2 separate regions of the Mus musculus genome follow, and region 2 is linked to region 1. A link is a loop called in an ENCODE intact Hi-C map of the cell type or tissue named here. Cell type or tissue: left cerebral cortex. All regions are shown on one strand. Links, peaks and the distances in the headings refer to the core of each region. The heading gives the core; the rest is flanking DNA. Region 1 has its middle 17 kb from the start of Gm36703. Region 2 has its middle 120 kb from the start of Gm41044.

Region 1 (16,934 bases), core at 5,558-13,557:
GAGCTTTGAGCTGTTATAGTAAGATAGTCGAAGTCCCAAGTTTGGGATGCAATCTTCCAAAACAATGTCAAATTGTCAGTGATTACTTAACATCTTTCCCTCTTCTTGAATGTTACTGGAAATATTTCGGGTTCTTTCTGTCTTCAATGGCTTTTTTGAGATTATCTACCCATGTAATCTGACCTCTAGATTATAAATTGATGTCATTCACATAGCTATCTACATAAAAAGAACAAAGAAAAACATTTGAGAATATCTTGTTCCTTAGTCCTCAACTGATTTCAACTACTGTAATTTAAATATATATAAACTTAAGAAAATGGAAGCTCCAAATGAGGCAATTATGTGGAGATGGGCATTCAGGCTTGGGAGTCACTTCAGGTACTCTGGAAGAATACTCTTTGAGGATGAAGGTCTTGATAAACAATAATGCTCCTTTCTTCCCACCTCAACCTCACTGAGTCATACAGTAGCTACCCACACACTCCTTAATAGTTACTCCATGCTCTTTTGGCCACATAAAATCTGACCATCGATTTTCAGAACACCAGGAGTTCTAGCTAGGGTTCTGTAAAAGCTAAATGTATTTTGTATGCCAGTCTTTTCTCTCCTACACAGTGCCCTGGGTAAGAAGAATACACCTCCATGCATAACAAGGCTGAGCAGTCACAAATATCTGGGATCCCAAGGCCCCACAAACTCCCCAAGAGTAAGAAGACAGATTTTATGCTGTCGTTGAGTTATTTTGCACGCAGGGTCTGAGTCACTTTTTAAAAATAGAATGAAACCAATGAAAAATTGATTAAACTACAGGATCCTTACTACATATTCATTATTAAACAGTAAGGGCTTTTTGTGGAGTTGGGGAGGCAGCTTGTATTTTTTTCCAATTAACAATATTTATTCATAAACTGAAAATTCAAATGGATTTTAAATCTATTCTCTATACATAATAAGCAGAAACATACATGAACTATCCTCTGTACATAATAAGAAGAATCATAGATGAACTATCTTTTCATTAAAAAAAGACCCAGAGATTAAGTTATAAAGCATACATAGTGTACTTAAGAGTAATGATGACTATAAAATGCCACAGCCTGCAGAGCTTTGGGGTTAACCTGACAGGGGAATTGAGGAAATAAAGAAAAGACAGACACACCAACTTGAACTGAGAAGCTGAGCTTGCATGGACCATGTAAAGTGATGGAGTTGCATCAGCCAATAGCCCAGAAACTCCAGAGTGTATGTCTTATGTGTCTGCATTGAGAAGGCAGGTTCATTTTACATAGCTGAACAAGGAAAAGGGGAGAGGATGTCTCTTTAGGGGACAGTTTCATGCTGTAAACACCAGGAGAAAGAAGCTATGGTTAAAATGTCAACATCCACACAGGGACCAGGAAGTGGCTTTGCTACACCCCCTGAACATGACCTGAGAAAAGTTTTTCCATTCTCCTGGGTTTGAGGCATTGGAGTCCTTGATATGGCCATGCTCCTATCAGCAATACATGTTCCATCAGAATCTTATCAGCTCGCCACAGTAAAACACGGTGTTTCTGTTTCAGAGTCACATGCTTCACTAAATAAAGTACAGAAGGTGAACATGGTTTTGAAAGCCATAAGCAAGAAAATGATGTTTCTGGTACTTTAAAAGAAAAAAAATCTGTAAACCTAGATAGTCAGTATACAGGTACTTTAAAATCCCTCTTTAAAATCCCTCTGTGAAAATGTAAACATCTTCACATCTTGACAAGAGATCAAGAATAGAACATATTAACCTCATGGAGCTTGTAAAAGTAATTGCATTTAACTATATGACAATGAAACTGAGCACTTCTGTAAATACTTCAGAAATGTCAAGGAAATGTAAAGTTGTTTACATTTGGAACAATTGTTTGGGAGATGAAATCTTAAAAGTTAATAATATAAAGTACAGGAATCAAATATTCATGTAACATACTCATTACTTTCCTTGTCACTGTGACTAAATATTACAGAAGCAACAGTATCAGTTGGGGACAGTATCAGCACGTACCCTCCCATTGTGCCTGGAGTGACTCTCCACAGCAGGGAGTTGGCATCATGAAAGTTAGTGGCATGCTTTGTTAACATCTTTGTACAGCTAGAAGCAGAGAAGGGAATCGGAAGCAAATGTGGTTATAACTTCAATAACCTATCCCTAGTGACCCATCTCCCCCAGCCAAATCCCACCTACCAGCATTGCCACCACCCAGAGACCAATTGTTCAAACACAACAGCTTATGGGAGACATTTTATATTTAAATCATAAGGGATGGCAATGAATTTTTTGCTCTTCCTCCTCCTCCTTCCAAAAACTAATACAGTATAATAAACATAGTTTGATGTAGGGCTAAGCCAAGTAAAACAAAATATATGGACAAAAAATAGTTTCAAGTACTTTCTGAAAATTTGCTTTTCGGTGGAAGGATGAGCCTTGCCTTTCTTACTTTTCTGTGTGTTTTCTATGTCCCTGTTTTCTAGATAAAGGATTTATAAATTCTAAGGTAAAAGAAAAGAAGAGGGGAGGGAGTGAACACGGCTTGACCCACTATCTGCTACTCCTCGGTGGTACACCAAGCTTGGTGAGAGGTAAGATCCTAAATACTTCTCGTCCTGGACTCCTGTGTGTTTGGAAACCATGATCTCTCTCTCTCTCTCTCTCTCTCTCTCTCTCTCTCTCTCTCTCTCTCTCTCTCTCTCTCTCTCTCTCTCTCTATGCATGTATGTCTTTTTTCTCTTTAAAAACTTTCTTATCTCACATATTACATACCAACTGTAGTTTCCCTCTTCTTCCCTCCACCCAGCCTCTCCCCTCCCATTTCCTTTTCTCCCCAAGATTCACTGCCCCACCTCTCCTCAGAAAAGACCAGGCCTCCCAGGGACATCAACCAAATACGGCATACCAAGCTATAATAAGATCAGGTACATACCGTCACATCAAGGCTGGATGAAGCAACCCAGGAAGAGGAATTCTCAACAGAAGAATCTCAAATGACTGAGAAACACTTAAAGAAATGTTTAAAATCCTTAGCCATCAGGGACATGCAAATGAAAATGACTTTGAGATTCCATCTTACATCTGTCAGATCAAAACACAAATGACAGCTCATGCTGACAAGGACGTGGAGCAAGGGGAACACTCCTTCACTGCTGGTGGGCGTGCAAATTGTACAGCCACTTTGGAAATCAATATGGTGGTTTCTCAGAAGATTGAGAATCAATCTACCTCAAGACCCACTTCTGGTAATATACCACTTCTGGTAATATACCCCAAAGATGCCCAACCATACCACAAGAACACATGTTCTGCTATGTTCATAGCAGATTTATTCATAATAGCCAGAAACTGGAATTAACCTAGATGTCCTTCAACCAAATAATGGCTAAAGAAAATGTGGTACATTTGCACAATGGAGTATTACTCAGCTGTTTAAAAACAGTGATACTGCAATATTTGCAGGTAAATAAACAGAATTAGAAAAAAATTATCCCAAGTGAGGAAACCCAGACCTGGAAAGACAACTTTGGTATATACTCATTTATAAGTGGATATTGGCTGTGAAGAAAAAGATAAGCATGCTAAAATCCACAGAGCCAGGGAAACTACAGGTTTTTAGAGAGCATCCTAGGTTATGTTTGGAACAGGTTCAATACCCTACCTATAAGGTAATGGCCCCAAAAGATGCTGTTGCAAACTAGTTTGAGAAACTGCTATTGGGCCATGTCAGAGGCACATTACTACATTGTATCTGTCTATACCTTCTGGAGCAGAAGGGCTCTGTGAGCTGAGAATTAAATAGGAGAGATAGATAAGCTAGTGGATAAAAGGCAGACAGGATGACACAAATATTGATACTTGCAGCTAAGTACTTCTCAAATCTGGCAGTCCATTTTAGTCAGCAGGGATACTGCTCACCAAGGTGGAACTCCTTGTACCAGCAACATCAGCACCAGCTGAGACCTTAAATAACACAGATTCTCCAGTTAAACCCTACACCTATGGAATCATAATCTGTCTTTCACCGTGATGTTAGGACTCGCATGTCTGGCAAGTTTGTAGAAGGCCTTTCTGAGAAACTCCACAGATCAGGTTTCTGAAATTGATACCTTCCATTAACATTTCCCTACATTGTTAACCCCTTAGCCCCTAGATTCGTATATGCATTGAGTGGGGGGTTGTTTCTTTTCCCTTTGGAGTACTTATACTCACCATAAACCTCCCACTTAATTTATTAGAGAAAACAGTTGATGAGAAGGAGCCAGGATTGGCAATCTGGTATAAAGTATTTTTTTTATCTTACCACCAAGTTTATAAAAGTGTACCTCAACTTTCACCCTTTCCATATTATTCCACAGCACACACACACTTCCTTTTGTCTGAAAGAGTCTTCCCCACTGCTATCTTAAGTGCTGAATCATCATCAAGTCCCAGATTAAAAGCCATTTCTTCAGCTGGGCATGGTGATGCATTCCTTTAACTTCAACACTCAAGAGAGAGAAGCAGGTGGCCCTCTGTAAGTTCAAGGCCAGTCTGTTCTACATAGTGAGTTGCAAGATAGCCAGGGCTACATAATAAGACTCAGACACACACACACACACACACACACACACATACACACACACACAAAACAATTTTTATAATATTTTTATTAGATATTTTCCTTATATACATTTCAAATGCTATCCTGAAAGTTCCCTATACCCTCCCCCCCCCGCCCTGCTCCCCTACCCACCCGATCCCACTTTTTGGCCCTGGCATTCCCCTGTACTGGGGCATATAAAGTTTGCAATACCAATGGGGCCTCTCTTCCCAGTGATGGCCGACTAGGCCATCTTCTGCTACATATGCAGCTAGAGACACACGCTCTGTGGTACTGGTTAGTTCATATTTTTGTTCTACCTATAGAGTTGCAGACCCCTTCAGCTCCTTGGGTGCTTTCTCTAGCTTCCCCATTGGGGGCCCTGTGTTCCATCTTATAGATGACTGTGAGCATCCACTTCTGTACTTGCCAGGCACTGGCATAGCCTCATATGAGACTGCTATACTAGGGTCCCTTCAGCAAAATCTTGCTGGCATATGCAATAGTGTCTGGGTTTGTTGGCTGATTATGGGATGGATCCCCCGGTGGGGTAGTCTCTGGATAGTCCATTCTTTTGTTTTAGCTCCAAACTTTGTCTCTGTAACTCCTTTCATGGATATTTTGTTCCCTGTTTTAAGGAGGAATGAAGTATCTACCCTTTGGTCTTCCCTCTTCTTGATTGTCTTGTGTTTGCAAATTGTATCTTGTTCTATGTTTCTGGGCTAATATCCACTATCAGTGAGTGCATATCTAATGACTTCTTTTGTGATTGGGTTACCTCACTAAGGATGATATCCTCCAGATACTTCCATTTGTCCAAGAATTTCATAAATTCATTGTTTTTAATATATGAGTAGTACTCCATTGTGTAAATGTACCACATTTTCTGTATCCATTCTTCTGTTGAGGGACATCTGGGAATTTTTTGAAAGCTATTTCTTTAAACCCTGTTCTTAAGTTAGGCTCCCTGATAATTCTGGTTGCCAACTTGACACCTATGAAGTGAGAGCCTCCACTGAAGAATTGTCTCCATCAGAATGGCCTATGGGTGTGCTCTCAAATATTTTCTGTATTGCTAATTTATGTTGGAGGGGGCCAGGATACTGTGTAAGAAAGGTAGCTGAACATGAGCCTGGGAGTTAGTCAGGAAGCAACACCATTCACAGTTCCCGTTTCAGCTACTGCTTGAGTTCCTGCCCTGACTTGACTCAGTGATGGGCTTTTGCCTGGAAGTATAAGCTAAACCAAGCTCTTCCCTGCCCAAGTTTGTCTAACGCCATGCTTTATCACAGCAATAAAAGGCAAACCGGCATATGAAGAACCACTAGTACCGTGATTCTTCAACTAACAGCAACTCCATGAAGGCTTGTGAAACAAATCCGTTATTTTCTGTTGTAAGATACACAAAGCTTCATCTGGACAGTCAACTTTATTAACTATGTCATCGATCTTTCTTTGTAGTTTATTTGTTTTTAGCCATCCAATCAAAGCTCAAGTTGAAATCTTCCCATTATACCCCTGCTTCAGCATTTTTGTCAGCTTCCTCTCATTTTCTCGTGATGTCCCCTCCTTGACATTCTAGTCAGGCAGCCATCTATAAAGCAGGAAGGCATTACGTTCAAATGCATTTGTTAGTGAAGTGTGTCATATTTTATCATAAACTTGATAATCAACATAAGAATATAACCCTCCAAATTTTATAATAGTCTCTACCTTTTATGCTCAGACAGCCATTTTTGCTTGTTCCCGGTATTTCTCTGCTACAGTTCTGCCTTTGTCTTTTAGTGTTTTTTTTTGTTTGTTTGTTTTCTCTATTTAAACATGAGCATCTATGTCTATTATTCATGAAGTTATCATTCCCAGTCATTACTACTCCCAAAGGTTGGGCTAATGCTAAATGTAAAGTTATTATATTAATAATTTTTTGGAGAGAATGGGAACATGTGAGGAATAGATGGATGCCCATAGCGCATGGGAAAGATTACGAATGGAGAATCAGAATCTGAAGGAACTAAGATTAAGACACGGGGCCTAAGATGAAAGCTGTTAAACAAGCTTAAAAAGCTACAAGCAATCGAGAGAGGAATGGCTTTCCATTCCTAAGTCAACAACAGTCTTGCATGTTCACCCCGAGAACAGGTGGGAACAAGAGGAGAGTTCAGTGCAAAGGACACGTATACTTTCCTTCCGAGTTCTTCCTCCCCGCTCTTCTCTTGCTTTACATTTGCCCTCTGCTCATCTCCTCTTCCTTCCTCCAATCTGCACACACCCATAAAGTTATCAACACTGGTATTAGGAGGAATCTGTGCATACAACCACCATCCATTCTCAGTAAAACATCTGTGGCATGCTGTTCGTCAGAGTTAATCCCCTAGCACAACCTGCCCTGCGCACATACTGTTCAGTCCGTAAACACAGATGCCTGCAGATGCAGGCCTGCATAGATGTGCACTCTCTGGAGTGTGTTTGAGAAACTCAAGTATACTTAATTCACATCTTTTATGCTGTGTGTTTCTGGGCTTACAAAAAACCAACTCTAACAAAACAAACAAACAAAAAAGTCCAAAACAACTTTGACCATGGAATCCTTTTTTGTTTCATGTTAATTCATGCTTTAATAACATAGCCTTGGAAGGGAAACCTTTCTTTAAGAGCCAATGTGATTTTTTTTTTTTTTTTACTAGAACTAAACACTAAAACTTGACTGTCTTTGAGGTGAAAAGGAGGCCAACAGTCGTTCTTTGGGACCTTTGAAGGAACTGTCACATGTACTACATACACACATCCTTCATCTAGGTTTGTTTTAGTTTATATCATGGAAGCCACACAGGAGAGGAACCAGATGGTTTTGGTGCAGACCCTAATTGTGCCTTTTCTCATTGAGGGAACTTAGGGATGCCACTCAACCCCTTGGAAGTCAGCTTCTTAATTTCCCAACTCTAAAACAGAAGTGGTATCTGCAGGATTCCTTGGGGCTTCCTGGGATAGTTTGTGAGCTTTTTTTACTATGGGGGGATAAGATATAATGATTTACTGTGGAGCAAAGCAGGAGAAACAGAGTTGGAGTCAGCCTGAGAGGTCACAATTCCACTTTATTACTTCCCAGTTGCATAAGCCTAAGCGAAATTCTTACCCGATCTGTGCTCTCTTCTCTGCAACCTGAAAAGACAGGGAGAATATAGCCAACCAGCTGAAGATTTGTTGTTAGGGATGAAAAGAGCCACGTGTGTGAAGCATTTGAGAATGTCTTATCATGGAGAATGTGTGTTGTACATTTTACATATTGACTCCATTGTTATCATTGCAACTGGAGACATCCGAACTTTTTTATTGAAACATACTAAAAGCATTATTAAAAGGTGTGGGGCTGTTTTTTGTGTTCTCTTAGTGTCTGTATAACATCTGTCCAGGGATCCATCCCATAATCAGCATCCAAACGCTGACACCATTGCATACACTAGCAAGATTTTGCTGAAAGGACCCTTATATAGCTGTCTCTTGTGAGACTATGCTGGGGCCTAGCAAACACATATGTGGATGCTCACAGTCAGCTATTGGATAGATCACAGGGCCTCCAATGGAGGAGCTAGAGAAAGTACCCAAGGAGCTAAAGGGAACTGCAACCCTATAGGTGGAACAACAATATGAACTAACCAGTACCTCGGAGCTCTTGTCTCTAGCTGCATATGTATCAAAAGATGGCCTAGTCGGCCAACACTGGAAAAAGAGGCCCATTGGACTTGCAAACTTTATATGCCCCAGTACAGGGGAACGCCAGGGCCAAAAAGGGGGAGTGGGTGGGTAGTGGAGTGGGGGGCAGGGTATGGGGGAATTTTGGGATAGCATTGGAAATGTAAATGAGGAAAATACCTAATAAAAATATTTTTTAAAAAGGTGTGGGGTTTTTCTCCTTCACATTGAGAACAAGAGCGGTGAAAATGAAAATGAATTATTTTAGTGACAGAAGTGGACACATCCAGTCTAATGCCCTGGCTCCTTTTTCATTTAACTCAGCTTGGTTGCATTCTTCACAGGCTCTTCGTGGCTCTTTGGAAGAGACAAGAATCCCCTGTCAACTTCATAAATCTCAAAGCCTTTTCTCCTCCTGTATTCATTTAGCTATAAGGAAATCACACACACAAACACGCACACACATACACACTCACACATTGTATACATACATATACACAAAATGTTACACATGGACTTAAATGGTGTGGTATTACTTTATTTAATTTTCTCTGACTTTTTCCATATTCTAAGTCTAATGCAGTGAAATTCCCAAATGAAGCAATTTTGTAGTCATATGTGACAAAAGAACCTATTTTATCTTTGAGAAATATGACCATGGAAACAATGTATTTCAGAAAACATCCTTCCTTACTGGTGCAGCTTGATTCAGCCAAGCAACCAACTAGTATTTTACAGAGAAGGGGGAAAAAACAGAAAGGCCCTAAATGCACGGTTATACAAATCAATGCATTAGCCACAGGGAACACTTTCACTGACTGTGACTAAAGTTCATCAGGAGGTACACATGAGGGTGTGTTCCTGTCATCCCAGCAGGCAGGATTCTTAGCTACAGACTGGCTCTATGGTAATTACTTAATTAATTAATATAAATAATAAACAAATAAAAGTCTTCATTTCAACCTGTGGCATCTGCTTGTCCAGCATCCAGCATCCAGCCCTTCCCCCACCCTTTGAAAAGATGTCTTCTCTCTAAAATGCCCAAGAGATTGAGTCTTCTCTCCATAATTCTAAAATTATAATCATATGTTTGATGCTAAATGCTGGTTAGATCTCTTATTCCAAATTGAATTAGTTCTCAAAGGCGATTCCAAATTAGTGATAACCATATGTTCACATCTCAGCAACAGGCACGCGAAGCTATTTCTAGGCTGTTAATTATGCAATCACCAGGGAGTGCGTTTCGGGGTGGGGGTGGGGCTTCTCCTATACTACCATACTGACCCCCCGAAAATCTAGACTCGTAAGCATGACATCAGACATAATTCTTGGACAAATTATATCAGTAACACCTGCAGATCATATATAAAAACAGCAAGACAGAAGCCAGAGAGGGGCCTTGGAGCGCAGCCAAACTCTAGTCTCCGAGGCCACATTTAGCACAAGCCAAGCGGCACGGACCTGAGTTTGCGTGTGATGGATGGGCCCTGCAAGGCACTTCCAGATCATCCGTCATCACTGTTGTTGTTTGCAGGTGCCTCTTGGTGTGGCGATGGAGGAAGGGGAGAGAGGATATATTGCCAACTCATTTGAAAGCCGTTAATACCTCTGCTTATTAAACTCTTTTACTTTTTCCCCTCACTGTTATAATGTATACCCAAGTAGTCTAGCAGCTTCTGTATGCACAAGGAAACCCCTGTGAAAAATCAAACTGCAAATAGCCAGCCAAGATGAAGGAGCTAAACTAGGTAGCCAGAAGGACAAGCAGTGCTCAAAAAGAAATACTTTTCTAGTTAAAAAAAAAAGAAAGAAAGAAAGAAAGAAAAATCCCCATGACAACCTTGAGGCCGAGTGCCTGTTAGATTCCAAAAGAAATGAAAGAAACGGAAAATGGAAGTCTCAGATGGGACAGTTTAGAGTTTGCCTTAGATAACAATCCTAAGCATTATTAAATTTATTTATTCACTTTACAACCCAATATCATCCCTCCTTCTCCTCCTAGTACTCCTCACGGAAGTCCTCCACCCATTCTACCTTCTCTTTTGAGACTGGAAAATCCCCCTCTGGGTGTTAACTGCCTGCCCCCAGACCTTTGCTCATCAACTCCCTGGAGGACTAGGCCAGACAAGGCAAGAGGTTCAGCCCTTGCTCCAGTTGCTTGGAGAACCCACATGAAGACCCAGCTGCTCATCTGCTACATATGTTCAGGGGCCCAGGTCCAACCTGTGCTTGCTCTTTAGTTAGTAAATCACTCTCCGGTAGCCCATAAGGGTCCAGGACAGTTGTCTCTGTTTGTCTTCCTGTGGAACCTCTATCCTACTCTGGTCCTTCAATCTTCCTCCCAACTCTTCCATAAGACTCCCAAGCTCCATCTAATATTTGGGAGTGAGTCTCTGCATCTCTTTCTGTCGGCTGCTGGGTGGAGCCCCCTCCCACCCCACCCATTTCCCTTCTCTACCCTGCTTTCTCTACCTCTGATCCCACCTCCTCCCTCTGCTCCTCTTCCCATCCCCTCTCCCACACAGTTCCCTCCTTCCATTGACCTCCAATATCCATTTTGTTTCCCTGTCTGAGAAAGATTCAGCCATTCTCCCTTGGGTCCTCCTTGTTATTTGACTTCTTTGGGTCTGTTGACTATAGTATAGTTATCTTGTATTTTATGGCTAATACCTACATATAAGTGAGGACATACCATGCATGTCCTTTTGGTTCTGGGTTACTTCGCTCAGGATGATAATTTCTAGTTCCATCCATTTGACTGTGCAGCTCATGATAGATATCCTTGTTTTTAGTGGCTGAGTTTCCAGTTTCTGGCTATTATGAATAAAGCTGCTGTGAACATAGTTGAGCAAGTGCTCTTGGGTATATGCCTAGGAGTGGCATAGCTGGGTCTTGGGGTATAATTATTCCCAGTTTTCTGAGAAACTACCAAATCGATCTCCAGAGTGGTTGTACAAGTTTGCACTCCCACCAGAAATGAGGAGTGTTTCCCCTTGCTCCACAACCTCGCCAGCATGTGCTGTCCTTTGGTTTTTTTTAATCTTAGCCATTGAGATGGGTATAAATCTCAGAATCATTTTGATTTGCATTTCCCTGATGACTAACTGTTGAACATTCCTTTAGGTGTTCATTGGCCATTCGAGATTCCTCTGTTGAGAATTCTCTATTTAGCTCTATACCCCATTTTTTTTAATTGAGTTATTTGGGTTGTTGATGTTTAATTTCTTGAGTTCTTTACATATTTTGGCTATTAGCTCTCTGTCAGATGTAGGGCTAGTGAATATCTTTTCCCAATCTGGTGGCTACCGATTTGTCCTATTGATAGTATCCTTTGACTTACAGAAGCTTTTCAGTTTCATGAGGTCCCATTTATCAATTCTTGACCTTAGTGCCCGAGCCATTGGTGGTCTGTTCAGGAGATTGTCTCCTGTACTGACCAGTTCAAGGCTACTCCCCACTTTCTGTTTTACTAGGTTAAATGTGTCTGATTTTACATTGAGGTCTTTGATCCATTTGGACTTGAGTTTTATAAAGTGTGATAGATAAGGATCTATTTGCATTCTTCTACATACAGACACCTAGTTAGTACAGCACCATTTATTGAAGATGCTTTCCCTTTTCCCTTGTATAGTTTTGGCTTCTGTGTCAAAAAACAAGTGTCCATAGGTGTGTGGGTTTGTTTCTGGGTCTTTGATTCTGTTCCATTGATCCACCTGTCTGTTTCTATACAAATAACATAGAGTTTTTTATTATTATTGCTCTGTAGTACAACTTGAAGTCAGGGATAGTGGTACCTCCAAAAGTTCTTTTATTGTTCGGGATCATTTTTAGCTATCCTGGGTTTTCTGTTTTTCCATATGAGGTTAAGAATTCAAGATCTGTGAAGAATTGCATTGGAATTTTGATGGGGATTACATTGAATTTGTAGATTGCTTTTGGTAAGATTGACATTTTCAGTATGTCCATCCTACTGATCTCTGAGCATGGGGAAATTTTCAATCTTCTTATATATTTCTTTATTTCTTTCTTCAGGGACTTGAAGTTGTTGTCATACAGGCTTTTCACTTGCTTGGGTAGAGTTACATCAAGATATTATATTATTAGTGGACATTTAGAAGGGTACTGTCTTTCTAACTTCTTTCTCAACCCATTTATCACTTTTGCAGAAGAAGGCTACTGATTTCTTTGAGTTAATTTTGTATACAGCCACTTTGCTGAAGGTGTTTGTCAGCTGCAGTAGTTCTCTGGTAGAATTTTGGGGGTCACTTATGTATACTATTATATGATTTGTGAATAATGATACTTTGACTTCTTCCTTTCCAATTTTTATCCCATTGATCTCCTTTAGTTGTCTTATTGCTCTAGCTAGAACTTCAAGTACTATATTAAAGACACATGGGGAGACCGGAAAAATCCTTGTCTTGTCCCTAATTTAAGTGGGAATACCTTAAGTTTCTCTCCATTTAATTTGATGTTGCCTATTGGCTTGCTGTATATTGCCTTTATTTTGTTTAGATATGCCCTTTGTATCCCTGCTCTCTACAAGACTTTTATCATGAAGGACTGTTGGATTTTGTCAAATGATTTTTCAGCATCTATTGAGATAATCATGTGGGGGTGTTCTTTCAGTGTGTTTATATGGTGGATTATGTTGATGGATTTTTGTATATTGAACTACCCATTCATCCCTGAAATAGAGCCTACTTGATCATGGTGGATGATGTCTTTGATATGGTCTTGGATTTGGTTTGAGAGTATTTTATTGAGAATTTTTGCATCAATGTTCATAAGGGAAATAGGTCTGAAGTTCTCATTCTTTGTTGAGTCTTTATGAAGTTTAGGTATCAAGGTGACTATGGCCTCATAGCATGAGCTTGGCAGTGTTCCTTCTGCTTCAGTTTTGTGGGATCATTTGAAGAGTATTGGCATTAGCTCTTCTTTGAAAGTCTGGTAGAAATCTGCACTGAAATCATCTGGCTCACAGCTTTTTTTGTTTTTGTTTTCTTTTTCTTTTTGGGGGGACGGAGTGGGGTGGGTTGGACACTTTTAATGACTGCTTCTATTTCCGTCTGGGTTATAATACTATTCAGATAGTTTATATGATCTTGATTTAGCTTTGGTAAGTGGTATCTGTGTAAAAATAATCCATTTCATTTAGATTTTCCAGTTTTGTAGAATAGAGACTTTTGAAGTAAGACTTAACGATTCTTTGGATTTCTTCAATGTTCATTATTATGTCTCCCTTTTTATTTCTGATTTTTGTTAATTTGGGTATCTCTGATTTTTAGTTACTTTGGCTAAGGGTTTGTCTATCTTGTTGATTTTCTCAGCTCTTGGATTTGTTCATTCTTTGTATTGTGCTCTTTGTTTCTAATGATTTTAGCCCTGACTTTGATTATTTACTGCTATCTTCTCCTCCTGGGTGTGTTTGCTTCTTCTTTTTCTAGAGCTCTCAAATGTACTTTTAATATTTTAGTCTGAAAACTCTCCAATTTATGAAGGCACTTAATGCTATGCACTTTCCTCTTAACACTGCTTTCATAGTGTCCCATAAGTTTGGGTATGGTGTGCCCTCATTTCACTGTATTCTAGAAAGTCTTAATTGATTTCTTTATTTCTTTCCGGATCCAGTGATAGTTGAGTATCGAGTTGTTCTATTTCCATGAATATGTAGGTTTTCTGTTGTTTCTATTGTTGTTCAAGTCCAGCTTTAACCCATGATGATCTGATAAGATGCATGGGGTTATTTCAATCTTCTTGTATCTACTGAAGTTTTCTTTGTGACTGATTATATGCTCAATTTTGGAGAAGGTTCTGTGAGGTGCTGAGAAGAAGGTATATTCTTTTGTTCAGGTAAAATTTTCTATAGATATCTGTTAGGTTCGTTTGAATCATAACCTGTGTTAGTTTTGTTATTTCTCTGTTTAATTTATGCCTTGATGATCTGTCCGTTGTTGAGAGAGGGGTGTTGAGGTCTCCCACTGCGGTTTGACGTGTGATTTAAGCTTTACTAATGTTTCTTTTAAGATTGTGGGAGCCCTTACATTTTGGAGCATAGATGTTCAGAAGTGAGATGTCCTTTGGGGTGATTTTTTTTCTTTGATGAATATGAAGTGTCCTTCTCTGTCTCTTTTGATTACTTTTGGTTGGAGGTCTATTTTTATAAAATATTAGAATGGCTACTCCAGCTTGTTTTTTGAATCCACTTGCCTGGGAAACTTTTTTCTAGCCTTTTATACTGAGATAATTACTATCTTTGTTGCTGAGATGTATTTCTTTTGTATAGCAGAATGATGGATTCTCTTTATGCATCCAGTTTGGGGTACCACAAGGCTCCTATAGATTGAGGAGTACCCCAGAGCTAGACAATAGGGCTCAGGGGACAATGAAGGCTACTCACTTCTGCAGGCTGTCTCAGGTGAACCAATTGGAGTAGCAGAGGATCCAACTAAGATAGGTAGGGTCTGGTTGAGGCACAGCCAACTGAGGAGGGTACCTTGACCTCCATTGTCTGGTCCACATCTTCCCTCACCTACTACCATCAGGATCATCCAACTGTGTGAGGGAAGGACTTGAGAAAAGGGAGGCTCCAATTGGGATGTAAAGTAAATAAGTAAATGAACTAATGGGAAAAATACATGCCTATGATATATCATAGACTCATATGATATTCAAATCATAACAGTAAGTCATTTCTTTTTGTGACTATTATATGAGTGAATGTAGTGAAATTTATTTATTCATCCATTAATTGATACAAATTTTGTTGTTTTGCTTTTCAGCTACTATTTATATTGATCCTGTGATCATTCACAAAAATAGGTTTTGAATGGAAATGTTTGATTTTGTTAAAGCTTCATTACCAGGGACATAAGTTGTTGAGGTATGTGGTATCCTTAGACCTGCTGAACTTGTTTTATCAACCTTTACACCAGCTATATATGAGGCTTCCACTTTTCCCATTAACTCTTCAACACTTGTAGAAGTGTTAATGTGTCTTCTTAGATGTTGCTAAAAGTTTTAGTTTCATAGTAACTACAAAGCATTTTCCCATTAGTTTGCTCTGCACTTTTCTGAAACCTAATGATACAGAACACCTTTCACATGCTTAGTGGTCATCATCCCTACAGAAGTGCCATTCAGATCCTTTTCTCCATTTGTCAGTTGGATAGCCCTTTTATCTTTATCACAGGAGATAAGAGTTGCTCTCAGATACACAACTCTCACACTTCCCCTCTACCCTGTGCCTTTTCTAACCAGTTTTAAGACTGTCTAACAAAGCACAAACGTTTTCCATTCTGATGAAAGTGGAATTTTTCCTTTCTTGTGCCTTTTTATATTGTGTTCAAGAAACCAGTGCCTGAACAAGGGTCACAACAGGTTTATTCCCACATGCATGTCTGAGAGCTTTGGAGATGTAGCTCTGAGAGAATTATATCCTCTGAGGAGTTGACATCTGCATATTTGTATACAGTGTGATGTGGGGGGGGGGGTCATATTTGTTCTTTTGGACATGGATATCCAGTTTCTCAAGGCCATTGTTAATCAATCTATCATTTCTTCACTGAATGATTTTGACACCCTATTGAAAACAAAATGTCTGTAATTGTTAAAATTAACCTCTTTAAGACTCACTCCCTTCAACTGCAACCCTATAGGTGGAACAACAATATGAACTAACCAGTACCCCGGAGCTCTTGTCTCTAGCTGTATATGTATCAAAAGATGGCCTAGTCGGCCATCACTGGAAAGAGAGGCCCATTGGACTTGCAAACTTTATATGCCCCAGTACGGGGGAACGCCAGGGCCAAAAAGGGGGAGTGGATGGGTAGGAGAGTGGGGGTGGGTGGGTATAGGGGACTTTTGGGATAGCATTGGAAATGTAAATGAGGAAAATACCTAATTAAAAAGAAAGAATCACTCCCTTCCCTGTATTATTATGGCAATATTGTGTATTATACTGCAGCATTCAATTGGTGTGGCCATATCGTACCTTGATTGAAGACCAAGGTTTCAGAGATACTTCTCAGTTTATGGTGGATATTCTGAGTTTATTGAGATTATAGGGTCAGGCTTCCAATCCTTATTGAATTTTGTTAGAAATTTCCTTCAATCTGTAAACCATTTCAAGAAATATTGCCACTTTAAAAATATTAAATCATGCAGCCCATGACTGTGGAATACCATTCTACTTCCAATTACATCTTTTAAAAGTTCTTTTAATAAATTTGTAGGGTTGTGCATGTCCTGCTTTTCGCAGACCCATTCCTCTTCATGGAGTTGTAAATACAATTGTTTTCTTAGTCTCATTTCAGATTGTCCATTGAAAAATAATCATTTAGGATGTTGACCTTCTATTCTGAAGACTTGCTATCTCGGTTCACTTCACAGGGTTTCAAAAGCAATTTTTCCAACTTTATATATGGGAGATTGTCTTATTTGCAAAAGGCAATAGCTTTAATTAATTAATTAATTAATTATTTCCATGTTGAGAACTGTTGTGTTTTGAGTGTGAAAGGTCTCCTGCAAAGCTCTTATTTTTGCACAACTGCTAACTCTCAGCAATTTTTAGTGACACTTGGTTAGCTAGGAAAGCAGGATCCATGGTACAGGATGTTTAGGGCAATGGCCGAGTCTTGCTTG
Region 2 (16,934 bases), core at 3,998-11,997, 440 kb before region 1:
CCTATTCTTTTCTCTTATTGTCCTGTTTCCCTGTGATTTTCTTTTACTGGCTACCCCACAAGGCAGCAAGTTATAACTCACAACAATAAAATTTCTCCGGGGGCCAGCTGTCAGGGGACTATTAGTTTTACTGTAGCCTGACTTGTTAGGAACATTGAACAAGGACAGTAAAAGATGGCTTCAAGCACTGCAGTTTAATGAAACCCTCTAGGCCTGCAACTTCCAGAGAAGTTTGTGTCTCCATCCCACTGACCCTGCTCCAGGATCCAGGGCAGATGAGTCTGACATCTGGACTTTTTGTCCAGAGCAATAGAAGCAGAATTTCCCGGTAATTGGTAGCTCTTATGTAAATAGGCCAGTGCCCTGTATGTCTCGTTTTCCCAGATCCCGCAAGTCCCAGATGATTGTAGAGCACCCTCACACTGAAACTTGAAATCTCTGGTCAACACTTCTGCGCATGTGTGCTGTCATCAGGAGCAGAGCTTCAGCAGCCTGGGCTTTGGTGCACACTGGATAACTTAAGCAGACAGAGCAGTCATTACTTTTTTTCCCCTTTGTGACACAGGGTTATCTATGTAGCCCAGACTGGACTCCAATTGAAGACCCTCTAATTTAGGCTTCTGAGCACTGGGATAACATGGTAAACAGCCATGCCTGACTGCTATCTTTTCTTTTATAAAAGATGACCTGATCACAGATATGTGCATTCTAGACAACAGGTCTGTAGTTGATTGATTGAATGACCTGGAGTGGGCTTGAGATTATTTTACACATCCTTGGGTCAGGAATAGGGACCACCAAAAACAAAAAGTTCAAAGACAAAAACTGACCTGATGCCTGCTTTTGTCAATAGCTACTAGAACCCAGCCAGGAATAGACTTTTTTTTTTGTATAGAGTTATGTCCCTACTACAAAGGTAAAGTAAATATAGTTGAAAACATGTCTATTCTGGCTTGTCATGGAAATGGTTTGCTGTGGTACCTCTCATCCATAATGCCATATGAGATTGACCCAGGCTTCAGCTTAAGGACATGTGGTTCTGAAAGTCCTCCGGTCTGATGGATAGCCCATGCTGTTTTCATGGAATGCATGAAAGGTGGAGATATGGATAGGGGAAATGTAATGACTTGCTACAACTGCCCCTGCTTGACACTGTGGCTTTAAATCTCAGTGAAAGAGGTGGTTTACTCTAGGTCTTCATAAATGTTTTCTGCTATGACCCCTGTAGCAGTAGTTGGATAATCTGCTCTAATCTCTTTGGCAGTGTCGCATGAGTTTCTTGCTACCTGCCCAATGCTCTGGATCCTCGAATGAAAGACATACATACATACATACATACATACATACATACATACATACAGACACACACACACACACACACACACACACACACACAGTGTCTTAGAGTTTTACTGATGTGAACAGACACCATGACCAAGGCAACCCTTCTAAGGACAACATTTAATTGGGGCTGGCTTACAGGTTTAGAGGTTCAGTCTATTATCATCAAAGCTGGAGCATGTCAGTGTCCAGGCAGGCATGATGCAGGCAGAGCTGAGAATTCTGTAATTTCATCTGGAGGCTGTTAGTAGAATACTGGCTTCCAGGCAGCTAGGATGAGGAGCTTAAAGTCCATGCCCACAGTGACATACCTACTCCAACAAGGTCATACCTACTCCAAGGCTGCACCTACTCCAAATGGCCATACCCTCTAGTAGTGGCACTCCCTGGGCCAAGCCTATACAAACCATGACACACAGCCCTATATTTAGTATACCTTGAACAGCTCAATGGCTGGGCAACTTCAATCCTCCATGTTGCTAGCACACTCTCCTCTCTGATTTTCCTGAATCATTACTTACTAAAAACCATCCTGGCTGTCCCCTACCCAGGCCTGCAGCCCTCCTGGGCTTCGATCCTGACTCTTACATGTTGGCAGTCTCTCTACACTGCAGCTCTCAAGCCTGATCCTTCTGCTTCCCTGGTATGGTGTCTCTTCTTTCCTTTGTTCTCTTGCCCAGGAAATCTAAAGTCCTGCCCCTGGCTTATTGACTGACAACTCTATTTACCAATTAGAATTAACTGGGGCATGGACCTGCAGCACCTTACCTGTGGGATTCTTGAGTAATTTTGGGGAGAACCCAATTAACATAATACAAGCATTAAATCAAATCTACAACGGATCTTTTTTGACCAATTTAACTGTACATGAACTTGAATATCTAAGTTTATAATATGGGCATACAAATAAAACTCTTATTGATAATAAAGTATAAAATCTATTGTAAACACCTTTTCAATATATACATATAATTTTGCTATTTGTTAGCAAGCACAAAAGTAAATTTGCATGCTAACAAGATGAATGTTTTTGTTTATTTTTTACATAAGGAATTAAAATTTGTCTGAATTGTTGGCATTTCAGCATTTTCCAGAGTTGATCGTTATTTTATGATTTTATCATTGTTGTTACTACCAATGCTGCAAATGTTAATTCACATAACTATATAATAGGAACTACAGAAGTTCAGACCATTTCAGAAATTCTTAGAAATTCTGTCCTAATCTCAATTTAAAACTCATCCAGTGACCTTCTATGCAACCCATGCTAGAAACTGGAGCAACAGTTTCCAAAGCCAAACATTCGCATACAATGCAATCTAATTAGACAATGATATGCTGAGGAGTGAAAATAGGAAAACGTTGAGTCTTTTGTTTTCTATATTAAATCATCACTTTTCTGTTAGAACTGCCACTTCATGTGTACAGTAAAGCCACTTCGTTCCTAACACATGGCAGCCTTAGGTGTTTCAGTTAGTTGTCTCCACTGCTGTTTGGCATGGGGGTGGGGTTGGGTTGAGCATACAATGTTGTGTTGAGAGCCAACACTGCAGTGAAGCTGTGCACACCACTACATGTGATTGCTGCCAGAGATGCATAAGAACCAATGCAGAATTTATTTTGAGTTAGATTTCTTTGTGCTTTTAGAACCTTTTCTAATGTCAACTTCTTGTGGCCCCCACAGTCGGTTTTATGACCCTATCTAAGGCCATTGATCCATGGCTTAAGAAGCTTTGGTTCATTCTATGTGAATAAGTAGCATGGCCAAGTGGTGTCATTCTTTAGGTATAAACTGACCAGATAAAACTAGTCCTCGAGAACAGATGGATAATGGTCTGATGTCTAGGTTAGGAGGGGCCTGGGAATCTAGGATGGATATACCCATTAGCAGTTAAGACAAGATCTAAGGCAATCAATTTTGATGATGGAAAATGTTCCACAAGCATTTGCTGAACACCCACCATAGGCCAGGCCTTGCTCTGAGTACCAGAATTGCCACAGTGGAGACAGAAATCCCGACTGAGCATGGCTGTTTGCCAGATTTTGACAGCCTGTGATCAACTCTCTGTGGAAATGTCCAGGCTAAAATTTTTTGTTTAAAATGAATGGCCTTTTATCTCATTGCTTCTACTGCAAATGGCCCCTAGGAAAAGGTAAAGGATGCATGGTATGGAAAGAAAAGTCAGGAAAAAGAATTTCTGTCTCTTTGAGTGACTGCTGTATCTTTAAGACATACAGCAGGGCCTGGCACACAGTGGGTACTCAGTGAATACTTTGTGACTGAACACTTAGCCACTATCATCATTTATAGACATAGGGAACACAGGCAGCAATGCAGGCAATCGAAGACACAGATATTCCCCATCCCATGGACTGTTGGTAAAGATAATATGGTACATTTGTGCTTGTGTGCAATGGATTGTAATTTACCCTTAAAAAGAAAGAGATGTGTGCTATTTGCATAACACGGATAGACTACTTGGAGGATACCATGCCAAGTGAACTAAGCCACACGCACAACTGAAAGAAATTAATGATTCCAGCTATACATGGAATGAGACAACCAAAGAGTTCAGCTGTTCAGTGAGGATAGACATGATTGTCGGGGTCGAGGTTGAGGGTAAGGAGGGTTAGGTCAGATTACACATAATTCCAGAGAAGTGGAATGAACAGGCTAGGTGTCTAATATACAAGGAGAAATTTAATAAAATTATTTTGTATGAGGGATCTTTGCCAAATTAGTAGATAGTAGCCACTCTCCTCTGAGGAAGTGACTATAGAAAATGCTATACTAATCTAGCCCAGTGTAGCAGCCATTTTGCCCTCCATCTAGATCCCATATAACATGTTATAAACTCCCCAAATACACCATAAGATATATATGAATGCATATGTATTCATTTATTTATATATATTACTCATTCACCATGTGCATGTGTGTGGACCTGCAAAGCCCATGGTGTATGTATAGCAGGGTTTAAAGGAGTTGGTTCTTTCAAGTAGTTTCTGCGGCTTGGAGTCAGGTGGTCAGCTTTGAGAGCGAGTGCCAACTGAATCTTTGCTACATTCCTTTTCTTTAACCGGTGGCATCTTCAGACGTTAAATATAAAATCAGGAGTCTGGAGCATGTCAAGCTGTTGATTCTCGGATTTATTTGCAGCCTTGCTACTGTTCTTCCCTATTGGTTCAAACAAATTCAGGGCTTGCCTTCTTAACAGCTTTTAAGCACGAGTGAGTATAAGGTTCCTCATGGTGCTAAAACTCCTCAAGATAAAAGCCCAGGCTATAAATTTTGCTATGCTTCCTTGCTAAATGAATGCTGTGAGTGGAGACAGGCTGGCGGGAGCTGGAAGTTATAGCTCGGAGTGAGTGCTGATCTCTGACTCCATCCAAGGGAGTATCTCAGCAGAGTTGATATTGGGAAATATGTGGACAGGGTGCTGCACTAATACGGGAGGAGGACAAGGGACACTTGGCCTGGGTCAGCTCCTTCACTGAGCTGCCATCACTTGGCATGGTTATGTCACATGGGCATTAGGAGACAGGAAGGAATGAAGGAGATAATGCTTGATAACCCGTCTGTGGGGAGTCTTAACCTCTTTGACCCTCACTTTTTTCCTGGAAGTCTCACAGACAAGTCTGGGAGGAACTTGTATGTGCAGACAATTTGTACTCAATACGGTATTTAAAGAGAAGATTCATTAATAGTATTTATTTGCTTAGAATATTCTGGAATTAAGAGACTGCATTACTTTCTCATACTTAAAAAGTTTGAAAAGCTTGACCAAATACAAAGCAATTTTTTTGTTGTTGTTAAAAAATACCAACAGATGGAAATGAACTCAATGAATACCGTGCAGTCAGAACATAGCTCAGGTCCCCACCAGAGTTATATTTTCTAACTCCGGGACTCTTCGGTGGAAGGAAATGCATCTATGGCTGAAATCAATGAGATCTTTAGTTGTGGGATTAAAAAAAATTCTATACGGCCTCTCTTGTGTTTTTTATCAGCTTTCGTTTGGTGTGTTTTGATTGACTTTGATGGCGATAAATCTCTTGTAATACCGTAATTACAGGAGCAAGCCCGCATCAGTTTAGCTTAACATCTGAGAGGAAAATGTGGTGTTTGATTTGCTCCTTTCTAATTTTCAGTTTGGAAGAGTTGGATGAATCTGTTGGTCAAGCCATCTGTTGTGTCTTAAGTTAAAAACACCCAGGAGAGGTTGTCATAGACCCATCCTTGTAGTTAACTAAGTACTGGCAACTAAATGACTATGGATCTGTAACTATATCAGCTTTCAAACGCTGACACCATTGCATACACTAGCAAGATTTTGCTGAAAGGACCCAGATAGAGCTATCTCTTATGAGACTATGCCGGGGCCTAGCAAACACAGAAGTGGGTGCTCACAGTCAACTATTGGATGGGTCACACAGCCCCCAATGGAGGAGCTAGAGAAAGTACCCAAGGAGCTAACGGGAACTGCAACCCTATAGGTGGAACAACATTATGAACTAACCAGTACCCCGGAGCTCTTGTCTCTAGCTGCATATGTATCAAAAGATGGCCAAGTCAGCCATAACTGGAAAGAGAGGCCCTTTGGACTTGCAAACTTTATATGCCCCTTACAGGGGAACGCCAGGGCCAAAAAGGGGGAGTGGGTGGGTAGGGGAGTGGGGGGGAGGGTATGGGGGACTTTTGGGATAGCATTGGAAATGTAAACGAGGAAAATACCTAATTAAAAAAAAGGAAAAAGAAAAAAAAGTGATGGCTTCTCAATTTAGATTGTAAGTCGTTCTGTGAGGCGTCCAGGCAGCCATTGCTTTGACTTTTCCTACCACGGACAGAACTTGCATTCCTTTATCAGGTGTCATGACGTGTTACCCTGGCTTTTGAGACCATGTTGAGTCAAAAGTTCAGCATTCGTTTTCCTAAAATCCAAATATTTGGTTTTGTTAAATCATGCTTGGAAAACTGACTAGTTGAGCTGTCTTTTGAAGGAGGCGCTCCCAAGAAAGTGTGTAGGGACCAACAGGAGCCAGGCCACACATTCTCAGTCCATTTTTCAAGTTGTCTTTTCGTGTGGTGCTAGTGATGGAGCCCAGGGTCTTGACATGCCTGTGAGTGCTCAGTCACTGAGCCGTTCCACAGTCTTGTCCTTCCTTCCTTTCTTGCTGTTGTTGTGTAGCTGAAACCTTAGATGAACCTTGGGAGGCTGGCAATCTGACATGGCAAATCGGAGCCAAAGGACAGATACCTCAGAAAGACTTGAGGGGAATGTACCAGTGCCATGTTAGTCATCCTAAGGCACGTGTTTGGTGTATACCTGGGTAAAGTAAAAACCAGAGGTTTAGGACTTCAAATCTTTTGAAGTGGGCCTTTCTTTGCATTTGTGTGTATTCTGTGTCTATGTGAGTGCATGTGCCCTTGTGTGGGCATGCACATAGAGGCTTGAGGTCAGTATGGGGTGCTTTCTTCTCTCAATTTATATCTTAACTTTTGAAACATGGAACTCATTCATTTAGCTAGACAGGCTGACCAGGCAGCCCAAGCGCTCATCTTGTCTTTGCCTTCTCAGTGCCGTGATAATTACGTACGTGCCGTCATGCTTGGCTTTTTATTTGCAGACCAGGGACTCTGAACTCAGATCCTAACTTTGGTGTGTAAGGACTTTATTCACTGAACCGTTTCTCTACCTCCCTCACTATATAGCCCGAGATGTCCTCAAATGCAAACATCGCATGCTTCAGACAGCTGCGTGCTAGGCTGATTGGTGTGTGCTACCATGGCCAGCTGATTAACTTCTGATGAGAAGTTTAAAAGGGACAAAAGAAATGGAACTTGGCTCTCAGCTTAATGGTGACCATAAATTGAAGCTAATTAGTACCTGTACACAGTTGGAAAAAAAAGATGAATAGAAACCTAGACTGTGGGGACTATGTTGAATGAAAACAGCATCATTAGAGACAACAGACATGGTCTATTTGACATCTCGTCGTTTAATGTTTGACAGCGTGTGTCCTTGTGCAGAACAATACTGGGAGCCAGATTAAATGTATAGGCAACTGGTAGATGTTTTCATTTCTGCACGTATATTGGGTACAATGAGACTTTTGTCATTTCAGTTTATTTCTGAACTCAGAACAGGAATGTGGCAGGTTCCCAATTTCCCAAATAACAACCAGATGTCAATACACTGACCATGTGACCAAAACATTTTCTGGTCAAAAAGTTGCTGCATCTGGCTTTTAGATTTAGTTGGTTCTACTAGAATCCCCAATTTAAAACGGCAATAATCCCTGTTCCAAGGTTATGTCAAACACCCCAGGGAAAGCTAATCAGTGGCAAACAGGACAGGCTACTTTCATAGCATTTGTGTGTGAAATGATGATATTTGAAAACAACAAATGTCATACATACATATACATTGACTTGAAGTTTGGAGATCTTACTGTTTATACAGATATTCAAAATTTATTAAAGAAAGAGAATGATAAATGGAAAACCAATATGAAAAATGACACTGAATTGCGACAACTATCAACAATGAATTCCTTATATGTAAAAGTATTTTTTCCAAAGTTAACATTTAGGATAGTGATAGATCTTAGAGTTTTCATGAGGACAAACATAATATATCACCATTGATGCTTTGAAATTAGTAAGTATAAAATCTCTCTGAACAGATTCTTTCTTTACCCCATAGACTTTGGGTTTCAAACATCTTTCTCTGTATTAAAAGAGATGACACTTAAGGACAAATGTATTCCTATCTCCCTCATTTCTTCCATCCACCTGCAGGTTTTCACCCCAAAGAGCCCCAGGGGTTCCAGCCAAGTCCAGTCTGCTTGAATGGATAGAAAGAATGAATGACACAGAAGAGGGTTTCAGAAACTAGCTCTTGGGTCATGTAGCTGATCAGGAACCACTAAATGGCCATTGTTCACAGCCAACTTTTAAAATGCTATCGCTTGAGTGAACTTAAACAAACGAAGGCGTGTGCATTAGTCCCCATGTGTATCTTTGTTAACTGAAGGTCGACTCAGAAGGGCCAGCAATGTACTTGCTTAGGGATCAACATGCAGCTTTTGAATTTCAGCTCAATTAGGTCAACGTAGCCTGTGCATGACATTCTGCTACAGGCCTGGGCTGGTGACCCATCCCACGGTTGTTAGCAGCATTGTCTTTTAGGGGCTCAACAAATGGTATTGGAGATATCTAGTGCTCGTCAGGGCATCTGATTTAAACAGTGTGGGACATCTTTCCACTGCTTTTGCCTTGCAACATCAACTTCTTTGTTAAATTTCTGTGTCCCGAGTTGGACCTGTTGAAAGCATCTTGAGCAATCCCCATTGTTTGTTAGCCATGCCCCAAGCTGACAAAAACTTGTCTATAAAAAATATCTTGTTCACTTTCTGCTGCCATTCCTGAATTTAATTTGCCATAGAGTTTTTGCCTCTGCTTCTCACTTTGGGAAGGCGGTTACAAAGTGTGACTCTTGAGTTGGGAGCGTTGGGGAGGGATGTGGGCCTGTCACCCCAGATGACCCTTAAGCCCATGGGATGAGAGTTTTGTTTGTGCACCTGTGGCAATAAGAGAGGAAGAACTTGGAATCCTCTCAGTCCCGTCCATCACAGCACAAAAGCCCATGGGCACAGAGCTGCAGGAGACTGAGTGGACCCGGAAGACAAACCCAGCATGCTGAAGCTGAATTTCCCAAAAGGCTATGAGCTGAAAACAAGGCTCATAGCTCTTACAGATGCCTGTGGCTGGAGTGAGTTGGAGCCTGCCCTTCAGGAGAAATGGAGAAAACAAAACAAAACTTCCCTCTCTTGGTGAATCTGGGGTGAGGTTTGGATGGGAGAAGGCATCTTAGAATGCAGTGTGTAAATCATGTGAAACTAACACATTTGTATACAGTAAATCTTGGGCTTTAAATCCTTTCAAATTAGACTACTAGGACACTTTGGACATCAAAGGTGGAAAGGTTCAGTAGAAAGAGAACAGGGCAAGAGATCTGGACCGCAGTGTTTCACTACCGTACCTATGCATGGTGACTTTGGGTAAGTAATTTAACCATTTTTAGGCTACTCCCTCTCTGTTTCTGTCTCTGTCTTTGGGTCTCTGTGTGTGTGTATGTGTGTTTCAAAGTTTTCTACATCACTGCTTCTTTTATTTTTATTAGTCCACTGAGAATTTTGTCTAATGGTATTTTGATTGTGGATTTGATCCCCAAATCCTTCCACATCCACCCACCCCCACTCCCTACCTACCCAATTTTACAGAGGACTTTAGTCACCCAGCAGGGGCCCCCAGAATCCTGGCTTGCATATGGTAACTATCAGAGAAAAATCCCCCCCCCCCCCAATGCTTCTGCAAGGAGCATGGAGGAAGAGAGTGTTTTTAAAATAATCTAGAGTGCCAGGAGTGGTAGTACACACCTTTGATCCCACCATTCAAGAGGCAGAGGGCAAGCAGAGCTCAGAGTTCGAGGCCAGCCTGGTTTACATAGTGAGTTCCAGGACAGCCAGGGCTGCACAGAGAGACCCTGTCTGAAAAAAACGAAAACGAAAACCAAACCAAAACAGCAGCAGCAGCAGCAACAACAAAGACTGAACAACCAGTTGTTTGCAGGTCTGCCTTCAGGAGAAACTGTTGAACCAGAGTCTAACCTGCCTAGTCTTTTGGGACCCTTCCTGAAATGACAGACGCTACACTTAACTTCAGCTAGATCTAGCATTCCCTGTGGGAGAAGGGAACTACCCAACTCCAATCATACCTCACTGCTGTGGTTTCAAAATTACACAGATGCCATATTATTACACGCATCACAGAGCTATGTAATCATTTAAAAGTTCTTACATTATAGAATTTCTCGGCATACCGTATCCCAATCTAATTTTCCATATGCTGAAGCCAAGTACTTGTAATGATATGTTATGTACAACTCAGCCATGTTTAACTAATGTACATACATGTGCCTAAGAGTGTACACATAAATTTTAGGAAACATAAATAGACTCATGTTAAGGTTCTGCACAAGCTTTGCAGAGTTCAAGATGTAGGACCTTAAATGTCACAGCCACCAACCGGTTTTCAATGACCTCTGTCTTATGAGTAACTGAGACTTAGTGATGCATTCAAGAGCAGCCTCTCCAGAAGGTGAGTTCACTGAGAACTGGGGAAACTTCATACCCTAAAGACTTAAAAACAAAACAAAACAATAAAGATCACAGTTAATTGGGTAGATTAAAAGCATGTATTGAGATATCATTCATAGATAATTTTAGACAATTTTTGTCTTTGTCAATGACTTTAGAGCATATTTTAAAATTCATAAAACAATTTGTTTCATTTTATTTGTTTTTATGAGACACAATTTCTTTGTGTAGCCCTGGTTGTCCTGCAACTCTCTCTCTCTCTGTAGACCAGGCTGGCCATGAACTCATAGAAATCCTCCTGCCTCTGCCTTCTGAGTGATGGGATTGAAGGCACTGACCTTTTAAAAAGTCTCTGCTTTCCCAGTAAGGGGAAACTTCACACAGGGTTGGAGGCCGGGCTTTTGTGCTTTAAAAACAAACATCATATATTCTAGTGTGCTCTGCCCTAACTTCATTTGGATTGGTTATCTCAATCTCTCGCTCTCACATACACTCAGTGTATGTCCCCACTAGATCAGTCTTCTCGATGTATAACATGCTGCAGAGAGGCAAAGACTTCCATCTGCTCTGATCTGCAGTGCACTGGTACCCACAAGAGTGTCACTAGTATCTACTTGATCAAAGATGTTGTACTGAGTTCTCTGTTACACTGTGAGGTCGTTGCTTGCATGGGACCACGGCCTTACTTTGCTTCACTGTTCTATAATGCGAATATGATGGGTAATGAAAATTATTTATGGAATGTTACCAGAAAAATAAAAATTAAAAAAATGACTTAACAATTAAGTTAATAAGTGAATGATGTAAAGCATAGGTGACAATAGCAGACATTAACTTGTCTGTGCTCAATTGAAAGTCTAAACTGGGTTTCTTTGCCTTACTCTTAAGGGAGGACTCTTACATTGTCTAAAGCTCTCTTGGCTTGCTTTGCAAAGAAACCAGCTTCCTTCAAACAAATGAAGGGATGCATAGAATAAGCTAAATACTCTCAAAGATGTTTCCCTTAAGAAGTGATCAGTCCAGGGCTGGGATGCACCTCAGTGGTAGATTGCTTGCTTAGCATAGTCTTAGGTTCATGCCCCAGCATAGACCAACCATCAAAACAAGCAATAACAAACAGAGCACCATTACCTCAGTAATAGTTTTTAGCCCTGTCTACATACAAGCATGTCAAATCTCATGTTTCACATGGGGAGGATATTATCACGTTCATTTCCACACTCATTGGATTTTCTTGTTTCCTGTGAATGTCGGTCATGCCTGTGGAGGCATGCACGGGTCCGTGTGTGTTAGCAGGCTATTCACTTACTCACCCTGAATGAGGTTAAGTTAGCAATTAAGGACGTGTGAAGCTATATCAAGAAAGAAAGAACTGCTAGTCCCACAAAGTCCCATCAGCCTGAAATAATTCTCTCTCTTTAGTTTCATCTTTTCATATTTTGGAGAATTACATAGAGGAGTGTGTGGAGCATCTTTCTTTTCCTCTCCCCTCTTCCGATCCAACTTTCGACCTCCACTTCCTCTCTAAGTCATGACACCTTCTTTAATTATTATTGTCACACACACACACACACACACACACACACACACACACACACACAGAGAGAGAGAGAGAGAGAGAGAGAGAGAGAGAGACAGAGACAGAGACAGAGACAGAGACAGAGAGACAGAAACAGAGAGAGAAACATATTCAGTCTAATTTAGTGTTGCCTGTATGTACACGTGCTTAGACCTGACCAGTTGGAACTGGATAACTTTTAAGGGAGCTTGTCTATGGAGAAAACAGATTCACCCTCTCTTGACAGTCACTGACTATTTGTAGCTCTTTATTTAGGGTTGGGGTCTTGGAAAGCTTACCCCTATCCACACGGACATGTCAACTGGTGTTGTCATATGTAGGTCTTGCAGGTGACCATATTTGAGATTTCACGTTAATCTGATTGAAAGTTACTCTAAGATGTTGCTACATGAGAAACTTCTGAGATCATCTCTTCTGACCCAGGGTCACTACAAGCACGTTCCCTACTGAGTGCATGAGCCTTTTCTTATATTAATCTGATCATGTTTACCCAGAAGTCATTGCTCATTACTTGCCATTCACAAAAGACATCTTCAGCTGCCACCCAGATCTCATTTGGAGAATGAATTAACCCAATCACAAGACAGAGGAATAGGCATTGCCCATTGGACAGCAGATACGTGGCATTGCCAGGAATGGAATTTCCATGGCTGCTTTCATGGGTTTCTTTGTACCTGTGGCCTGGCTGTCATAGGATTCCTGTGAGTTTTAAGATCCTGACTAGAGATGAGTGAGGTATTTGGAAGGAGAACAAAAGCAATGAGAAAGAAACCGGGCTCTTACTGACTAATGACTATAGCCAGAGGCCTTGCCTATGCATGCCCCTCATCCTGGAACTTGCAAACTATTATCTTCTCTGGGTAAACCTTCTGTGATTTCTTAGCTACATCAAGTAACCAATGTAAGAGAAAAATGGTATCTGTGTCACAAACCTGCTTCATCATGTACAGTTATGAATCAACCCTGCCCCAAATTGAAAATAAGTAGATTTAGACTGGAACTCACATTAGATGTGGTAAATTTATTATGCCTACTGGCTGGGTCAGATGCATTTTATCTCTCTCAGTTGACCATAATTTGTACAGTATATATTTGTATGATATATTTATTCAATGCAATAGACTAGAATTATATATTCTATTTAGTTCAGCAGAGTGAAAATTCAGTTCACTTAAATGACTGAAGATAAAGCTTTAGTTTGTTATTGGCTAGTTACTCAATTATTCTAAGAAATGGGTTGCTCCTCTGTTTTATTTGGCATTTAAAAATATTATATAACTGTAATGACTATGGAAGGTGAAGAGTTTAATAGTGATAAAATATCATAGAATTCTATCTAAGGAGCATCAAGCAAATCACATTCTAGAACAATTTATCTTATTCAGAAATCTGGGAAGTCTAAGGACTAACAGATTTGGGGACCACAAGCTCAGTATATGATGATGTTGTACTATATAATGGCATCCACAAACATCACCTCAACAGTGGCCCCACTCTCATTACCATGTACTTCCCCATCTATATATCCAAGTGCCTTGTTCTGGTCATAAGGAACTGTTAAATAGTGGGGTTTGTAGAGTATTATGGGTAAGGTTTAACTTTCTTTCTTTACTTAAAAAAAGGTTTTATTTATTTATCTTATGTTTATGAGATAACTGTCTTCAGACATACCAGAAGAGGGCATTGCATCCCATTACAGAATGTTGTGAGTCACCATGTAGTTGCTGGGAATTGAACTCAGGACCTCTGGAAGAGCAGCCAGTGCTCTTAACTGCTGAGCCATCTCTCTAGCCACTCTTTTATTTACTTATTTTTAATGTGCCTTAGGAATAAAATGAAGAGTCATGACAATGAAAGCAAATGGAGAAATAAAGACTTACAAGAATGTTTTTAAAAAATGAAAAAAAATTCATCAGCATAACCAGTCTATAATAAATAGAGCTATCTTGTGTCAGGACAGATTCAGCTAAGTCAACTTTCTGGGAGAAATAGGATGGGGATGGTGAGGTGGGTAGGCGTGGTGGAGCTCAGAGTGCCTGTCCCACTGCTCAGTGCTTAGAAGCACAATTTTCCTTTTTACAGGGTCTATGCATGTCCTGCATGATTGACACTTTGAGCTGCTCAACCTTCAACTTCTAGGTAACAATTGTGAAGGCTCTATGCCCCAGTGTAGGGGAATGCCAGGATCAGAATGGGAGGGGGTGAGCTGGGGAGCAGGGGGAGGGGGGAGGGGGAGGGGATAGGGGATTTTCAGAGGGGAAACTAGGAAAGGGGACAACATTTGAAATGTAAATAAAGAAAATATCTAATAAAAGAGAGGGAGAGAGAGAGAGAGAGAGAGAGAGAGAGAGAGAGAGAGAGAGAGAGAGAATGGAAGGAAGGAAGGAAGGAAGGAAGGAAGAAAGAAAGAAAGAAAGAAAGAAAGAAAGAAAGAAAGAAAGAAAGAGAGAAAGAGCTCCAAGGCTGCAAACTCTGAGTAAACTCAGAAAGATCTGAAGTTAGAAAGGAGAGACTGGAAGTTCTGTACTGGAGAGTCTGTGGCCTGGATTATATCTGGATTTTAGGAAAAGCATTTCCATATAAGATGTTACAAGCAATTATAATCACAAGGACATAAGAATAGCAACAATGTTTATTATAGTAATACAAATGCCTGTATGATGCTCAAATTCCCTTTCACACTGTTTCCACATCTATTTTTCAGTCTAGCAATTCCAGTCCTCCTAGGACAAAGTATTAAGTATTGACCATCCCCATGTTATGAACAAGGGAGTCAAAGCCAGAGCAATGGCTACCTGCTCCAGGCCATGAATGCCAGGATGTCAGTATTTAGAGGGTCCTAGCCTGTTGTTTTGTTTGTTTGTTTTTGCAAGTGTCTTTTTAATTTCTTCCTTTTATAAATGTCTGGGGATCTTTCCTGGTGGTTTCTGAGCAGCTGACCAGTGTCCATGATTGGTCTCTCTTATGCATAGACCAAGGGGTGGGTGGCATTTGTTCTTTGCAACCTCTTCATTCAACCCCAAGCACAGATTTCCTGTTTGGATAAGAAGAGGCGGGTTTCAAGAAGCAGGAGTAGGACTGAAGTAGCACAGAAGAAAGTTGCATGTCTGTCTTTGGGTTAGCCACGTGGAATGTCTGTTAATGTCTCCTTAAGCAGTCACTGGCCTTTTCCAATGAGTTTTCTGTGGCAAATAACTCCAAATGCTTTACAAAGAGAATAGCTTGCAGATGTGGATATGATAACCTGCAGAGTAGGACTTAAATATAGTAATTGTCTCGAGCCTGCTCTTAACTGTGGCGACAGAGTCTCTACTATGTCATTAGGGAAAGAATTACCGCGTCTTGGAACACAGCGGGCCAAGCTTCTGGCAGCTGCTGTCTCTTCCATGTTTTAAACAGAGTTAATTGGCTCCTCACCAAACCGATTAGGGCATGAGGTTAAAACACGTGAGGACAGAAAAGAATAAAGATAACTGGCAGATGAGAGTGTCCAAAAGTTTTTTTTTAAAGAAATATTACTATTACTATAATAGCAGGGAAGCAATCACCTATCTCCTTGTGCTCCGCTCATTCTCTTTCAAGCCAATTCCCTGTTATTGTCTCCAGTGAGATAATGGCCATTTGAAAGTAAATGGCTTTGCTTTGTGGAATATTTTTTGTCAACCCACTTCCCCAGGCCTGTCCTACTTAGCCCAGTCAAAGAGAACAGCCACAGAACTTTGGGGCCAATGAAATGGAGGTTATCCAGTCTCATGTTCACTTACCAAGCAGATGGAAAAGAGGATTATGATTGATTAATAATATTTGCTATGGGCAGGAAGGCATGGGAGATGCACACTTTCAGGCTTTGTCCTTAAATGAAATATCATCACAGAGCACGCTGCTTTCTTTACAATCTTGGTGAAGACCATAGTTAGCTGTCTCAGTATCTGGGCTGATCTTCTTGGAACAATATTTCTCCTGAAATTTAAGTCCCAAAGGGGAATTCCATACTCCCAATGTGATCTAGCCAAACCAGCGACATTGAAACCATATTATCATCGATATACACAACAATAGCATTACTTTCTTGGCAGCCATTTCAGTTTTGTGACTCATGGTGATATTGTGGCTCAAGTTATTTTCATATAGCGGTCATTAATATAGTGTGATTTGAGGGGTACTGCAAGGCCCAACCATTTCCAAACTACATCCCTACTAGAATACCTACTGCTGCTCTCTCAATGTACAGTCTGACACCTTCCCAGTGGAGTTAGTCTCTCGGGTTAGACAACTGGAGAATAAATTGAATTTAGACTATTTCCATTGCTATGTTAGAAATCACTAACATGTTGATGGGACATGGATTTTCCATTGTCTCAAGAAATATCATTAACTGCTTGCCATGTAGTAGATACATTTTAGGCAGTGTGGATAAGATAATGAACAAAAGAGATGAACCTACTTTCCTAATGGAACTCAGACTATAATGTGGGAAGACAAACAGTAATGATGGGCGGCAATAAAGGAGATAGTAGTGGTAATAAAAGCCATGAAGAAAATCCAGAGGAGAGGAAAAACCAAAGTGCCAGAAGAAGAGATGGGTATGGCCTGACATTGAGTGGTTAGAGAGTGTCTCACTTGGAAAAGATAAGTTAAGGGATCGAAGCCAGATGGAGATCCACGGGGAGAATACCAAGACCAGAAGAGCAGGGGCAGAGTTGGGGCAACAGACTTGGTGTGGTTGAGGGAGGGTAAGAAAAGCAGTAAGAAGGCTGAAAAGGCAGATCAATCAGAAAAATGTGTCCTGTGCAAACACGAGGACCCAGCTTCAGTCCTCAGTACTCTCATAAAAAAGCTAGGCATCGTGGCA

Evidence for each region. Peaks named below come from ENCODE experiments on the same cell type or tissue, not always from the same donor. Only the 100,000 strongest peaks of a DNase experiment are listed, where the experiment ranks them.
Region 2: a loop joins it to region 1, with 2.7 times the contacts of the local background. A loop is called at or near these places in 2 of 42 quality-filtered maps.

The regions. Positions count from the first base shown.
Region 1 is chr13:102,324,706-102,341,639 of GRCm38, forward strand. No RefSeq gene overlaps it. Among named protein-coding and RNA genes, the nearest start is that of Gm36703, 17 kb to the right of the region's middle. In left cerebral cortex, for the core only: no CTCF peak of the experiment used is centred there; DNase peaks (open chromatin) are centred at 9,453, 9,695 and 9,949; H3K27ac peaks cover 231 bases.
Region 2 is chr13:101,886,973-101,903,906 of GRCm38, forward strand. No RefSeq gene overlaps it. Among named protein-coding and RNA genes, the nearest start is that of Gm41044, 120 kb to the right of the region's middle. In left cerebral cortex, for the core only: no CTCF peak of the experiment used is centred there; no DNase peak of the experiment used is centred there.